Linked DNA regions of Homo sapiens: regions 2 and 3 are each linked to region 1. Evidence: chromatin contacts called from ENCODE Hi-C or POLR2A ChIA-PET data. All regions are on one chromosome and are shown on one strand. The core of a region is the stretch at or near the end of the contact, and the rest is flanking DNA. Distances in the headings are between cores, read along the strand shown.

Evidence for each region. Hi-C counts contacts between places; a loop is a spot of excess contacts on that map. ChIA-PET counts read pairs that join two places held with the same protein, here RNA polymerase II (POLR2A). Pooled maps may share reads with other maps.
Region 2: a pooled map shows a loop between it and region 1 (4-fold over the local background). The contact joins the promoter of OAT here to the promoter of CTBP2 in region 1. A Hi-C loop is called at or near these places in 8 of 50 pooled maps. POLR2A ChIA-PET finds 5 or more read pairs at or near these places in 2 of 52 experiments (MCF 10A and activated CD8-positive, alpha-beta memory T cell).
Region 3: a loop to region 1 is called in a map of naive thymus-derived CD4-positive, alpha-beta T cell, with 8 times the contacts of the local background. The contact joins the promoter of NKX1-2 here to the promoter of CTBP2 in region 1. A Hi-C loop is called at or near these places in 1 of 168 maps with a recorded cell type or tissue (naive thymus-derived CD4-positive, alpha-beta T cell) and 4 of 50 pooled maps. POLR2A ChIA-PET finds 5 or more read pairs at or near these places in 2 of 52 experiments (A673 and H1).

What each region holds. Positions count from the first base shown.
Region 1 is chr10:125,157,965-125,162,401 of GRCh38, forward strand. It overlaps CTBP2 (C-terminal binding protein 2), which reads right to left and starts at 2,599. Exons shown (of 11, transcript NM_001329.4): 1 at 2,355-2,599. RefSeq lists an enhancer at 3,370-3,979.
Region 2 is chr10:124,416,051-124,420,487 of GRCh38, forward strand. It overlaps OAT (ornithine aminotransferase), which reads right to left and starts at 2,873. Exons shown (of 10, transcript NM_000274.4): 1 at 2,823-2,873. RefSeq lists silencers at 2,433-2,972, 2,915-3,574 and an enhancer at 3,548-4,062.
Region 3 is chr10:124,447,890-124,452,326 of GRCh38, forward strand. NKX1-2 (NK1 homeobox 2) reads right to left here and starts at 2,146. Exons shown (of 2, transcript NM_001146340.3): 1 at 1,841-2,146; 2 at 1-258. The coding sequence starts at 2,054. RefSeq lists enhancers at 3,015-3,570, 3,571-4,127.

The DNA.
Region 1 (4,437 bases), core at 1,349-3,848:
TTCAACTCTACGATACAGTCTCTGCTAAAGAAAAAAATTCTGTTTCAACATTAAAGCAGCTATGACTGAAAATGTCTAATTAGCATTTTGACTATTACTTTATAATTGCTGTAAGAAGTATCCTTTGAAATCAAGTGATTACAAAAACAAGATCCTTTAAAGTCTCATTACTTCAAAATAGAAAAGATTTATATTTAAAAAAAAAGGGGGGGGTTAAAAACCTCAGAATTCTCAAAGTACATGAAAACTACCCACTTCTACTTGGAAAACCCTCGAGGCAAAACAGCAATCTTAGGTACTGAACACGAGGTAATTTTTAAACTGTCTTCGAACCCAAACACCTAGTAGAGAAAGCTATCTTTTTTGAAAGGGTGGTATGAGTCGATATATTTCGCCCAAGTTAGAAAGGCAGAAAGAATCACTTTGTAAACTTCCCCAAAATATAACGTCCCCTCAAAATTATCCATGTCAGATAAAAATATACCAGTCTCTAGAATATCCAACAGAATTGCAAATAAGGCGTTTAGCATTTTAAATTCCCAATGCATATTTATAGAATAGAATTCTCTTGTCTATCCTTCCAGCCACTCGCATCAGACTCTCTAAGAACTTAACCCGATCTCCAATCTTTAAAGAAAAAAGGGGGTAAATACACAGAAGGATTGTTTACCCCGGACAGGGCAAGGAAGCCCGGTATGACGACGTAGGCCATTGCCAGCAGCCTCCACCACGAGCACGCAGAGCGGGGATTTCTACGAAAAATTCCTCCTCTTCCCTATAAAATCCTAAACGTGGGGTCCTCTGCAGCCAACTGCCGCTTGGGCCGCCTCCGGAAAAAGTACCGGGCGGGGGGAGGGGGGACAACCACAAACACTCGCGCGCACACGCTCACTCCGTGTCCGCGACCGTCGTCGCCGGCGGAAAGCGAGCCACGGGAGGGAGTGTGTGCGCGCGTGTGTGTCTCGGCGCGGCCCGCGGTGACCGAGCTGAGCTCTTGGGCCCGCGGCCTCCGAGCCCCAGGGCGCGGCGTGGGCTGCAGGCGACCCGCCACGCCGCTGGGCCTCCCGCGGGAGAAAGGCCCAGGCACGCCCCGGCTCCCGCGCGCCTCTGCCCAACTCGCCCGGGGCGCTGGGGGCAGCGCGAGGGAGAGAAAGAAAGGCGCTTCCCCTCGGCCGCGCGGGGCCGTCCGGCGCCGCGGAGGGCTGGGAGGAGGAGGAACCGCGGCGGCCCGGCTGTCCCTGCGCCGCACCGGGTCCCTGCCGCCCGGGGCGCGCCCTAGCCAGCCCCTCCTGCTAAACTTTTTCTTTTTGATTCGCCCCACCCGAAAAGTGCGGCCCGGGCGGGGAAGGTGGGGGAGGCGGGCGGGCCGGGCTCCCGGCGGCGGCGGGCGAGGAGGAAGTGGTGCCCGCGGGAGCGCGGCCGGGCAGAGGAAATGCCCGGCCCGCCCGGCCCCCGCCCGCGCCCGCCGCCCGGCCCGCCCAGGCCCCCCGCCCCGCCGCGACTTTGGCGGGCCGAGCCCCGCGCGGCAGTGGCGGCGGCGGCAGCGGCAGCAGATGTGGCCCGGCTGCCCGGAGGAGCCAACAATGCGGGGCCGGCAAAACAAAAGGGTTCCACTTCGCCTCCTTTCCCGTCTTTCACTTGCGCTCCCGGGGAGCCGCGCGGGATCCCCCGCCGGCAGGGGCAGCGCCCCTGGGGACCGAGAGCCGCTCACGCCCCGACTTCCCCACGGAACCCCTCTTCTCCGCGCCCCCCCCACCCTCGCCTCGTAGGCGCAAGGCCCGCCGCACCCCGGCGCGCTCGGACTCCTGTTCCCCGGAGATCCGGCCGTATTGTCCCCGCGGCGCGTCGCGCGCTCGGCCTGGGTCGCCGGCGGCCCCCGGGCGCGCACCCACCGGGCTCAGGGAGCAGGAGCCGGGGGCGCCCAGGGAACCGTCGCCGAGACGCCGCCGCCGCCGCCGCCGCTGCCCTCCGGACGCCGCCGCGCTCGGGGTTTCTTTTTTTTTTTTTTTCAACCCTGATGGGAAGGAAGGTGACCGCCTACTTCGCATTCATCAACTCTCATCACAACAACAAAAATCCTGGCGCAAACGGCGGCCAGCGGGCGCAATCGGTGGCGGGGGCGGGCGGGGACCCCCGAGCCAGCGTCCACCCCCGGGCGCCGAGGGGGGACACGAGGCCGGGGGCACGGACCAAAGATGTCCTCGGATGCCGGCTCCGCGTCCTTCGCCCTCTTCCTCCTCCTCCTCCTCCTCCCTGAGTGGCGCAGTGAGGCGCGGGCGCGGCGCCCCCAGCCCGCGGCCGCAGGTGAGGCGGGGGCGGCGGCGGCCCCAGCCCTCCCCCGGGGCCCCCCTTACCTCGTCCCGGACGGTCGGCGTCCACGGCGAAAGGCGCCCACCCTGGAGGCGGCGGCGGCGGCGTCTCCCGCCCCTCCCACCCCACCCGGCGGCGGTGGCGGTGGCGGCGGCTGTGCGGCCCCCCCTCAGCGCGGCATGGCTCCCGGTTCGGTCCCTCGCTCCTCGGGCCGCCGCCGGCTCCTCCGGGCCGCTCCCGAGCCACCTTAAAATGACACACGCACACAGGGACACACACACAAAAACTTAATCTCTCCAGCTCCCCGCCCCTCCCCCTCCCGCCCTCCCCACCCTCCCTCCGCTCCCCTCCCCTCCCCACCCTACCCCTCCCTTCCCTTCCACCTCCTCCCCTCGCCGCCGAGCCTCTTCCTACTTCCCCACCCACCCCACCCCCTTCCTCCGCCCACCCGGTTCCCAATTCCCCCCGCGTCCCGGCCCCGCGCCCTCCCGCCCGCCGAGAGGGGGCTGCGCTGGGGGTCCCCGGCCCGGGCCCGCCCCGCGCCGCGCTCACCCCCGAGAGGATGCTAATTCCAACTTGGATCGGGGGAGGGAACGTCCTGGATGCCGAGCGCCTCCCGGCTATTTGCTCTTCTTTATTTGTTTTCTCCTCCGGGGAAGGAGAAGGAAAACGGAGAGAAAAGGAAAGGAAAGAAGCGGCGCTGGCCGCAGCTCCCGGTACCCGCTGGCTGCGCAGGAGCTAGGCGGGAGGCGAGGTGAGGGTCGCCGCTCGCTCACTCCTCGCTCCTGTTTTTGGGGGGGGGGGGCAAAGGCGGGGTCTCTTTTTGCAAACCAATGACACAACCCCACATGGGCCGGCCTCGCCCCCTTCAGATACTCCTCACTACAAATCGGCTCTCTCGGGGGATTAGTGGCTCCGCGAAAGTGCACACAAGCGCGGCGGGCGGGAGGGCCAGGGGCCGGGCGCGGCGGGCACTCCCTAGCCCGGCCCCGCCCGGGAGGCCCTCGGGAGGCGCGGGGGCCTCGGTGGCAGGGGCCGAGGTCCTGTCGCGGTGGCTCGGGGTCCGCTGCTCCCCTGGCCCTTCATCCTCCTCCGCCCCTTCCACGTGGGGTACCGGGCAGCCGGCCACGTGGGGGAACGCGAGCCCCGGGTGGCCCCGGTCCCATGGGGCCCCGCCCAGCCAGCGGCGCCAACCAGCCCCCTTCCCGGCCCCCGGGCTCCAACTTCCTCCTGGTGCCCCGCACCGGCCGCTTCTGCCTTCTCAGGCCCGCGGGGTCAGGCGCGGGCCGGCCACAGGGGGCACTTGCGCTCCCCAAATCCAGATCCGGGAGACCGTGCCGGAGAGGCGGCGACCGCTGTGGGTGCGCAGGGAAGGGCCCTCTGTGCTGCAAGTTGCAGCAGTGCTGTGCCCTAAAAGAAGCAAAACATTCTTACACATTGAAAAAAAAAAAAAAGGTTCCCTCTTGCTGCCTGGATCTCGCCGGGGCATTTGAGAAGCCCTGTGTTGGGTCGGAGCCCCGGGTCTCGAGGAGGGAGGCGCGCTGCGGCGTGGGGGCCCGCGACTCGGGGTCCTGGGCTTGCGCGGCGGCCCGGAGCCCACGCCGTCCTGACGTCTCAAGGTTGGAGTCTGCACAGCGAGCCTGGGAATCCAGGCCCAGCGGCCGCTCGCGGCCCAACGAGCACCTGGGCTAAATTCCCCGCCCGTGACCCGCGACGTCCGAGCGCCGTCTCCGGAAGGGAGCTGGTGGCCGTGGAGTGTGGGGTCTTCTCCCTGCGCCCCAGGGCCCCCCAAACTCTTCTCACTACCCTGAGTTCGGCGTGCGTCCTCCAAGAATCCCTGGGTGGGCTGAACTGAGCCCTTAGGATCGATTTGTTTAAAAACCCTATTGAGATATTAGGAGCTGGATTGAGATGTCGAGCAGGAAAGGAGTGGGAGGGGTCTGAGGTCCCGCCTTTGGAGGCCGCAGGGACCGCCATTCCGCGAACCCAGCCGCGCGGTGTGGTCTCCTCCATCCCTGAGTGCCCCGCGCCCTGCAGAGCCGAGGAAACTTACAGCCAGGGCCAGGGGGCCGGAGGAGAGGCCACCGAGCTGCACGACCCTTTTCTGCATCCCAAAGAGCGTTGCTC
Region 2 (4,437 bases), core at 1,623-4,122, 740 kb before region 1:
GCATAATTAGCATCCATATTAGCTTTTTTTCACCCTCCCCTATAGAATTTACTATTTAAGTCCCTCCTAGAGACTCCCAGGGACTGTGCAGACTTGTAACGGGTCCTAACACTGCAGGCCACTTGTTTTTATGCCTATAAGTCTATACTCTAAGCTCCTTTAAAAAACAGTAAAATTCACTTTGCATTCCTAGAACCTAGCCCAGGTTGGGCATCCTGTGGGCCTTTATCAGATAAAGAGGTCAGTCTTACTTAGGACTCCTGAGGGAGTCAAGGTAGCAAGTGATCAAGACCATGGGATCACCTATCCCTGACCAGGTTGAGTCTAACTCTAAGAGGGGGTGTTCACTCTCTGACCTCATCTAGAATAACTCATCTCTTCATCAAGAGTTTACTTCATTAGATCTAATGGCCTTCAAAGGTCAAAATAATGTGTTCCAGGCAGCTATCATGCATCTACCTGACGCCCATACTCAGGTCCTGGAAATGAGAACAAATTGCTCTTGGCAAGCTAGAATTCTAACACTGAAGGTTTTATCCACGTAATTAACAGGGTCCTTCAGGCTACCATTACTCCCTCCATCTAGCCCATCCATCTACATTAGAACATACCTACAGTAGAATTTCCACAAAAGGCTGCATTTTGAAGTTAATTTAGCCTATACTCTTAAAAACTATTTTCTTACTCTAAAAGAATAGTCGGCGTAAAGTTGTCCAAAAGCCACTTAAAATATTCAACTTGAGGAGTAAATTTGTTCTTGCTATTTTGACAAATATTTACTTTTCCTGAGGTAACCATTCACAAATACAGGCCTTTAAAAAAAAAAAAAAAAAAAAGTTCTACCAACAGAAGTCTCTTTGACGTAATCAGTATTCTGGCTAAAATTCAAGCCAAGTGCATCATTGGCAAACAACTAGTTTTACTACTGAGAAAGGACCGGGGTCAACTACAGCACATCCTCCACACACATCCAAATTCGTGCATTCATCACTATTTGTAAATGTTTGAGATTTGAAAGGTCCTCAAGAACTCACTAAAGGGCATAAAATATGCACACAAATAACTGTAATAAAGGCACGCTATGGGGATAATACATATTAAGACAGCTGCTTTGAGGGAAAAATGTCTTTTAAAAATGTTTACTATTTAAAGTTATACTGGATTTTTCTTTGGGGGGGGGATGCAAAACTAATCTTAAACACCATGAAAAACTGTAAACCCAAAACTATAAGCTTTTTTTTTTTTTTTTTTTTTTTTCGAGACGGAGTCTGTCGCCCAGGCTGGAGTGCAGTGGCACGATCTCAACTCACTGCAAGCTCTGCCTCCCGGGTTCAAGCAATTCTCCTGCCTCAGCCTCCCGAGTAGCTGGGATTACAGGCGCGCACCACGATGTCTGGCTAATTTTTGTATTTTTAGTAGAGAAAGGGTTTCACCATGTTGGCCAGGCTAGTCTCAAACTCCTGGCCTCAGGTGATCCGCCTGCCTGGGCCTCCCATAATACTGGGATTACACAGGTGTGAGCCACCGTGCCGGGCTAAAAATAAGCTTTTTAATTTAACGCTCGTTTTTATGAAAAGATTCATCTAAAGACAGAACCAGGATATTCTAATGAAAGGAGTCTATTGTTATTTCACATGGCTAAGAGCGATTGATTACAATCTAAAGAACAGTTCCGGGGTTAACTGAAAGAACTAGCTTATCCACAGAAACCCTTTCAATCCCAGAAGGAGAAATTTAGAATTTGGAAACTGAACATTAGTCATTTCTTAAGGTAAAGCCACTTCATTCCAAAGTCACTGTCTGTTCGCCCTTAATTTATCACCGTAATTTATCTAAGAGGTAAAACTGAACACCGAAAAGGTAAGATGTAGAGTGACAAAAGGAGACGGTGGGTCACAGGGCGAGTGCCCAGGTGACTTCGGGCCTCAGTCCTCTCGCCAGCAAAGGGCGGACAATGACCCCTCCCGTCCCGCCCGGGAAGGCGATCGAGGAAACGCACTGGCCAGGCCCATTTACTGATGCTCAGCAGGGTTTGCAAAAAGCCCCCAACGGGAGGTTTTCATGCTGAAAGTCCTGTTGCCCCCCCATCCCCCACCATCTAATTAACCTGCACGTTACTGTAAGGAAGGTTCTGCTTCCGTAATTTTCTTTATTTCGACAGAGGCTGGAGAAAAAAAATCATAGGCTGGAAGAGGGGAGCGATGGGCAGGCCGATCTGCAGGGCGCAGGAGCAGGCCGGGAGGACCCAGCCCTCCAAGGCTGCATCAGCGCCCCCGCCGCGTGACCAGGGCCACCGGTTTACTGCACAGCTCCCCCGTCCCCAGAACGCAGCCTCCCCGCCAACCCCAGGAACCAAGGGTGCCCAAAGGCCTCCTACCCGGAACCCCGGGGCGCCTCGGGGTCTCTGGGCCGGGTGGGCCGAGTCCTGGCCTCCACAGGCCGCGAGCGCAGGGGGCGGCGGCTCCGCCCGGTCTGGCAGGCGGGGCTGCCACATCCTCAGCCTCTCCCTGCCGCCCGCCCGTCGGCCGCTCTGGGCTGGAACCAGGACTCCGGCCTGCAAGCCGTGGGTCGCCACGCCCCTGCCCCCTGAAGCTGCGCGCCGGCCGGAGACTCCAGGGCGCCCGGGTCCGAGCCGCCCGCAGAGTAAACGGGCCGCTGAAGCGGGGCTCGTTCCCCGGCCGAGGCCCAGCGCGCCCCCTCAGCCAGCATCCCCCGAACCCGGGCCGCGGCCACCCCGCGCCCGCCCGCCTCCCCCGCCGCTGTCAGGGAACCCCGGCCAGGGCCCGAACCAGAGCCCCAGGACAGCGGCGCCCAGACGGTACCTGACAGCGCCTGAGGACAACCGGGTACACGCGGCGTCTATGAAGCGCAACAGTGACGCCGGAGAGTCACTGCAACTTAAAGGCTGATTCTGCCCCGCCCCCAAGACACCCTCGCCGCTCATTGGCTGGGGCGGAGGGCAGGATACCAATCGCGTGGGTCCCGTCCTCCGCCCCGCCCTCCGGCCGCGCATCAAGGATCTTTGCTCCTCCCGCGGATTCGATCCGCGCTCGCGCCTCCTGAGCCCGCCGGCCTGTACCTGAGCTCAGGCCCCTCGGTCGCCTCCTCTGGCGGGACGAGAAGAGTCCTTGTCCGCCCTTGCTGACGAGAAGACTGAGGCCCGAAAAGGAAAAGTCTGTTGGGCCCCCCACTGCGCGGGCCGGGTGTGGCTGGAGGCCGAGAGACGTGAGGCTGGACCGCCCGCCCTGTGCTCCTGGAGGGAGGGACCAGCCCCAGCTCTGCCCCAGCCACAGCTGCGGGAGCCCCATGCCCTTGAACCCTGATGCGCCGCGCGGCTTAGTTGTGCCTCTGAATCCACCTCCAAAAGTCGTCGCTGCCTATGGAAAACACACTGCCCACCTGTTCGCAGCTGCTGTCAGATAATTGAGTGGCAGCAACCCACTCACAGTACAGATTTGCCTGTGGTGCCCTCCACAGCCGGTTATTAAATTCAGAACACAAAATAGATATTCCGGGACAACCTCATGTTAGAATCGGAAGGGACTTGGACTTCACTTAGCCCACAACAAGATGTTAAATATTGGAAAACAGAGACCCAGAGAAGGAAAGCGACTTACCCAGTCATCCAACAGTAGGGGCAGTCTGGTCCTGTGTGCCCCTCGCCACCCCTCTCAGAGGGCAGGCGCTGGCAGCTGCCGGCACCACACTCCATTAGACCACAATGACCAGTCGGGGGCCCAGCTGGAAACAGAGGGCACACTCCAATGTGAACATTTCCTAAAACGTGGTGGTGGGGGCCCGTGGTTCATGCCTGTAATCCCAGCACTTTGGCAGACCGAGGCAGGAGGATTGCTTGATCCCAGGAGTTCCAGACCAGCCTGGGCGACACAGTGAGACCCCGTCTCCACAAAAAAAAATAAAAATTAATCTGGTGTGGTGGCACACCTATGTTCCCAGCTACTCCAAAGGCTGAGGTGGGAGGATCACTTGAGCCCAGGAGGTTGAGGCTGCAGTGACCTATGACTGCACCACTGCACTCCAGCCTGGGCAACAAAGCAAGACCATCTATCTTAATCAACCAATCAATCAATCAATGTAGGCAAGTAAACCACAAGGGATGGAGAAATAACCTGGGTCTCATGCACCAGCGAGGGCCATTATCCATCCTAGGCCCAACGGCCTCCAAGTGGGGTTTCCAGAATTCCAGAACCCAAAGAGAGGAGTGTGGGAAAGGCTATCTGGTCACCAAAGTCATCAGCAACTGCATGGGAAGGAGCTGGACAATGAGCATCTCCTGTCAGGCTTCCACATGGGCTGAAGCCATTAGGAGGCCAGAGGCCAGGGGAGCCCTTTAAGACAGCTCAGCCTCCTGGGACAAACAGCAGGGTGGAAAAGGGTGGAGACGGGGTAGGGGAGCAATTGGAAGACATCCAACAT
Region 3 (4,437 bases), core at 896-3,395, 710 kb before region 1:
GCTCCAGGCGCCGGCGCCTGGGACGCGGGGAGCCGGGGGATCCCGGGGGGGACCTCACAGGGCCGCCCCCGCCGTCCTCGCAGGGCTCCCCAGACGCCAATGCCCCGGCCGGGGCGTCAGGTGAGCGCGCTAGGCCCGGCAGCAAGCGCGCAGCCCGCTCCCGCAGCCGCGGCCTCCTCGGATCCTCCGCATCCTCCTCCTCTTCCGCCTCGGAACCCTCCAGGGGGGACGCCTGGCCGGCGCCTGGGCCCGCAGCATCTAGGGGAGAAGGGGTCGGTGAACAGAAGCCTCTCCAGGTCCCCAAACCTCGTCCTCGTCCTCCCTAGAGCAAGCAGCTGTCCCCCCAACCCAACTCTGGGTGCTGCTCCTGTCCCCACATCGCGCTCCCCTTAGGCCGGACTACACATCCTCGCCAGCGGGTTTAGGGGAATGGTGTCCTCTTGCCCTTTACAAATCTGCCATCAAGTAGGCGTCCAAGAAATGTACGCCAAATGAATGAATGACACCCCGCATTAAGAAAAAATAGTGACATTATTGGGTAACCATACTGGGGGGTAGGATCATTGTATTAAGACATCTAGATGTCAAACGCTTTTAGGGCTGTGCCTTCCCCAGACCCTAGAAGCCTATTTTGATCTAGGACTCCCAGCAATTAAAAAAGAAGTTATTAAGCTCTCTGCCCCACCCCACCCCCGCCCCCGCTTTAAAGTGAAATTCCCTTTCCCATCTTCTCTCTCCCGCCGTGTTAATAGAGTTTCAGATTTGTGCGGGGCCGGATCGATAGATGTCATCTATTAAAGGTAAGTTTTAATCGAACAATATTAGGATCAGACAGGGAAAGGGGGTTTGAAGTCGGTACCTGCAAGCTGCGGGCAGGAGATATGCAGGCGCCAGTAATAGAATATCGATCACGAGGGTGGGGGAAGGGAGGGCGGCCCCTCGGAGAGAAGATCCGAACAATTACCAGGCCGCCTGCCTGGGCCCAAGTGCGGCCGCCAGAGGCGCCCCGGGCCCCAGGCAATCACCGCCAAACTTGGGGAGGGGAGCAGGGGGCTGCGCGGCATCCAGCCTCCCCCGATGACCTGAGCCTCTGACCCTCCAGGGAGCCGCCTTTCCCTGTCTGATCCCAGCAGGACTCCTGCTGTCTTCCGTCCTTCCTTCCAGCCACAAACTTTCCTAACCCCTTCATCAGGTGTCCGCCAGCGTTGGGAGTAATTCAGAAAGGGTTTCGAGAAGAAAGTACCGAAAGCTTCCCAACACTCCATCCGAGCCCCGCCCCCAGCCCAGTCCCAGTTAACAGTTGAGTCTGGGGAGCTTGAGCGCCTGGGGCAGCCCAGCCCCGCAGGCGTCTCCGGGTGGCACCTGACCTCGCTACTCACGAAGACCCCCGGCGCAAGCCTTAGCGTCAGCTCCCCCATCCATAAAATGGAGGTGATGTTAATGATGCTGTCCATCTCTCAGGTTCCGAAGTTTTCATCACCTTTATCCCAGCCCTTAGCCCAGGTCCTAGCACGTGGCAAGCGCATTAAATGCCCGATAAATGAGTAAGCCTGGCAAGACAGGCGCCAGGTAAGTTTCCACCGCGAGCATCAGAACTGTGGTGCGGGTGAGCTTGGCGGGTGAGCAGGGATGCGGCAAATCCCTGCCCTGTAATGCGGGGAGCCTCCTCTCTGCCTCTATCCAAGTCCGAGGCGGGGGCTACACTTCGCACCCGGTCCCGTGCGCCTTCTCTCTGAGGAAGACGCTGTTAAGGGCCACTCACCGGGCCCGGCTGTTCCCCCATACACTCCGCATTGTTGGGGCTGAGGCCTCCTGGGGCCGGGGCCGCCTTGCATCTTACCAGGGGTCTCCAGCTGTCGGACAGGGTCCCTGGAGCTGGCATCTTTCCCCGCTTCGACCTCCGCCAAACTTTTCCTGGCTTCCCGGGGAGCCGGGCGCACGGCAGGGAGCGCTGCGCGGGTGAATTTCTGTGGGTCCAGGATGTCCAGGACAGAGAAAGAAATCTTGTGGTGGGAGGGAGCCGCCTTGGCCCCGCCGTCCTGCCATGCCAGCATGCCCGTCGCCCACGGGCCGGCGGTCGGCGGCGCGGGGTTGGGGATGGCGCCGCTCGGGCTTGCCTTCGGCTGTGGCTTGGCGGTAGCTTTCCAGCCAGGAGCCGGGTCCGCGCTGCCAAGTGAAGCTGGGGAGGGGGGCGGGGAGGCGGGGCGGGGAGAGCGCCGCGGGGGGCTGCGCGCCGATTGGCACCGGCGCAGCCCGGGCCAGCCTCGGGACTATCAGGCGCTGTGCCGCGGCCGCTTGCCTGGGCTCGGGGAAGCCTCCGCGCGCCCGGTGCGCGCGACCGCGGGGACAGTGTTGTCGTCTCCGCGCGCCTCCGCCCAACCCTCTGGGACTCTCCGAGGGCGCGAGGGAGGCTTCCATCCCGGGGATCCCTCACCCCGACACACACACCTCTGTGACTTGAGTTTGTTCCCTTTCTCCGGTGCACCCGCCTTAGACTTGGGGATGCAACTGAGGCCAGGACTGCTTACTCCCAGGCAATGCTCAGCGCATCTCCTTCCCCGCCAGTGAATTACTGTAATAGCTTCAGACCCGGTTACCTCGGAGGTAAAATCCCTCACGTTCTCACAGTTTAGCGTTCACAAAGCCCTGAGGCTTGCACGATCTCTTTTGATTATTTGAGCATCCCTGTGAGATGGGCGTCACGTGGCACAGACCACTGTCCCCGTTTTAAAGATGAGGAAATCGAGGTTCAAAGGTAAGAAAAGATTTCCCCAGGGTCACTGTGAGTTGGTGACAGAGTCTGGGTTTGGACCTCGGTCTTCTACTGGACCAGTCAGTGCTTTTTTAGTACATCCTGCTGTCTCAGAAACGGAGGGAGAAAATCCCGGACTCTCAGTCTTTTGCTTCCACTCCAAAGCCAAGCCAGAGGCCAGCAAGAGGTTTGGAGAGGTGGTGAGCCCCCACCGGGATTCCAGCCGCTTTGGAAACCTTGGTGGCTTCAGGCACAGAGCCAAGTGAGATGGCTGAGGGTGTCTGCCCTGGTTTGCTGTGACCCGGAGCACAGCCCTCAATGGACAAACGTCAGGCCTTCTCCAGAGTCACAAATTCGATCATTTGCAACAGAAATTGGATCTGAGAATTAGGTTGCATCTCTGACCCCCATTCCCTCTCAGCCCCAGAAGCAGAAGATTCAGAAATGCCTGTCTGGTTTGAATTTAAGGTCCGAGAAGAGAGACAGTTGAAATGGCCCTCATCTGCCCCACCAAGTCCCCTGGGAAAGTGATCACCAGTGGTCGGAGAAGCTTCCACTGGCCACACCAATCCTGAATTTCTTCTTTTGTCTCTTGGAAAGCACACAGCAGTCTGTGAGCACTAAGCATTTGTTTCAGGCAAATTCTGAGGCTTCTCCTAGTGTTTGGCCCAGAACCACCTCTGACTCTGCCGTTCCTTTCTTCTCCGCCCCATAGGGTTTCCAAACAATGACTTGGCAATTAATATTGTCTGAGCAGGTAAGGAGTAGGAAGAGGAGGAGAAACCTTCTCATTAAAGTGCTGGGGGCTGCTAATCCCATCTGTTATTGAAGAGGCATCCTTAGAAGCCAGCTCCTTGTAGCTTTTCTCATTCAAACCTTGCTGCCCCTCCCAGAGGTGGTCACTGTATTCCCTGCGGACTTTAAAGCCTGCGGAAATCAAGCCAGCTCCAGTCCTAAAGTGAAGACGGATTGTGCTTTTAAAGCTCAGGAAAGGAAGTGCCCTTCCCAAGTCCACTGGACCACCTCCCATCGAAGGGAATGTGAAAATCCCAAAGAAAAGATGGCCCTGAAACTAAAAAGTGGCGCCCGACAACCTGGACTGCAAATCACAGAGCCTTCCTGAAATACAGATGGGGTACTTTGTTTTCTGTTTTGATAATGCTTTCTCACCCAGTTCTCGATTTTTTTTTCTAATCTTCCTTTTTGTTTCTCCCCCTTCACCCTTTTGATCCTAGCCGCCCCTTCTACATTTTCCCACCATGTTTACTTTTTTTTTTTTTGAGACAGAGTCTCTCTGTCACCCAGGCTGGAGTGCAGTGGCGCGATCTTGGCTCACTGTGCAACCTCTGCCTCCTGGGTTCAAGCAATTCTCCTGCCTCAGCCTCCCAAGTAGCTGGGATTATAGGTGCGCGCCACTGTGCCCGGCTAATTTTTGTATTATTAGTAGATACAGGTTTTCACCATGTTGGCCAGGCTGGTCTCAAACTCATGATCTCAAGTGATCCGCCCACCTTGGGTTCTCAAAGTGCTGAGATTACAGGCATGAGCCATCGTGCCTGGCCCATGTTTATATTTTTAAATGCTGAGGTTCTCAGGATAGCTAGGAATAGGTTTCCTTAAGTTAGCCCCAGATGGAAGTATGTGGCCTCCCACTGTCCCTCTTATTCATTCTCCTATGAGAAACC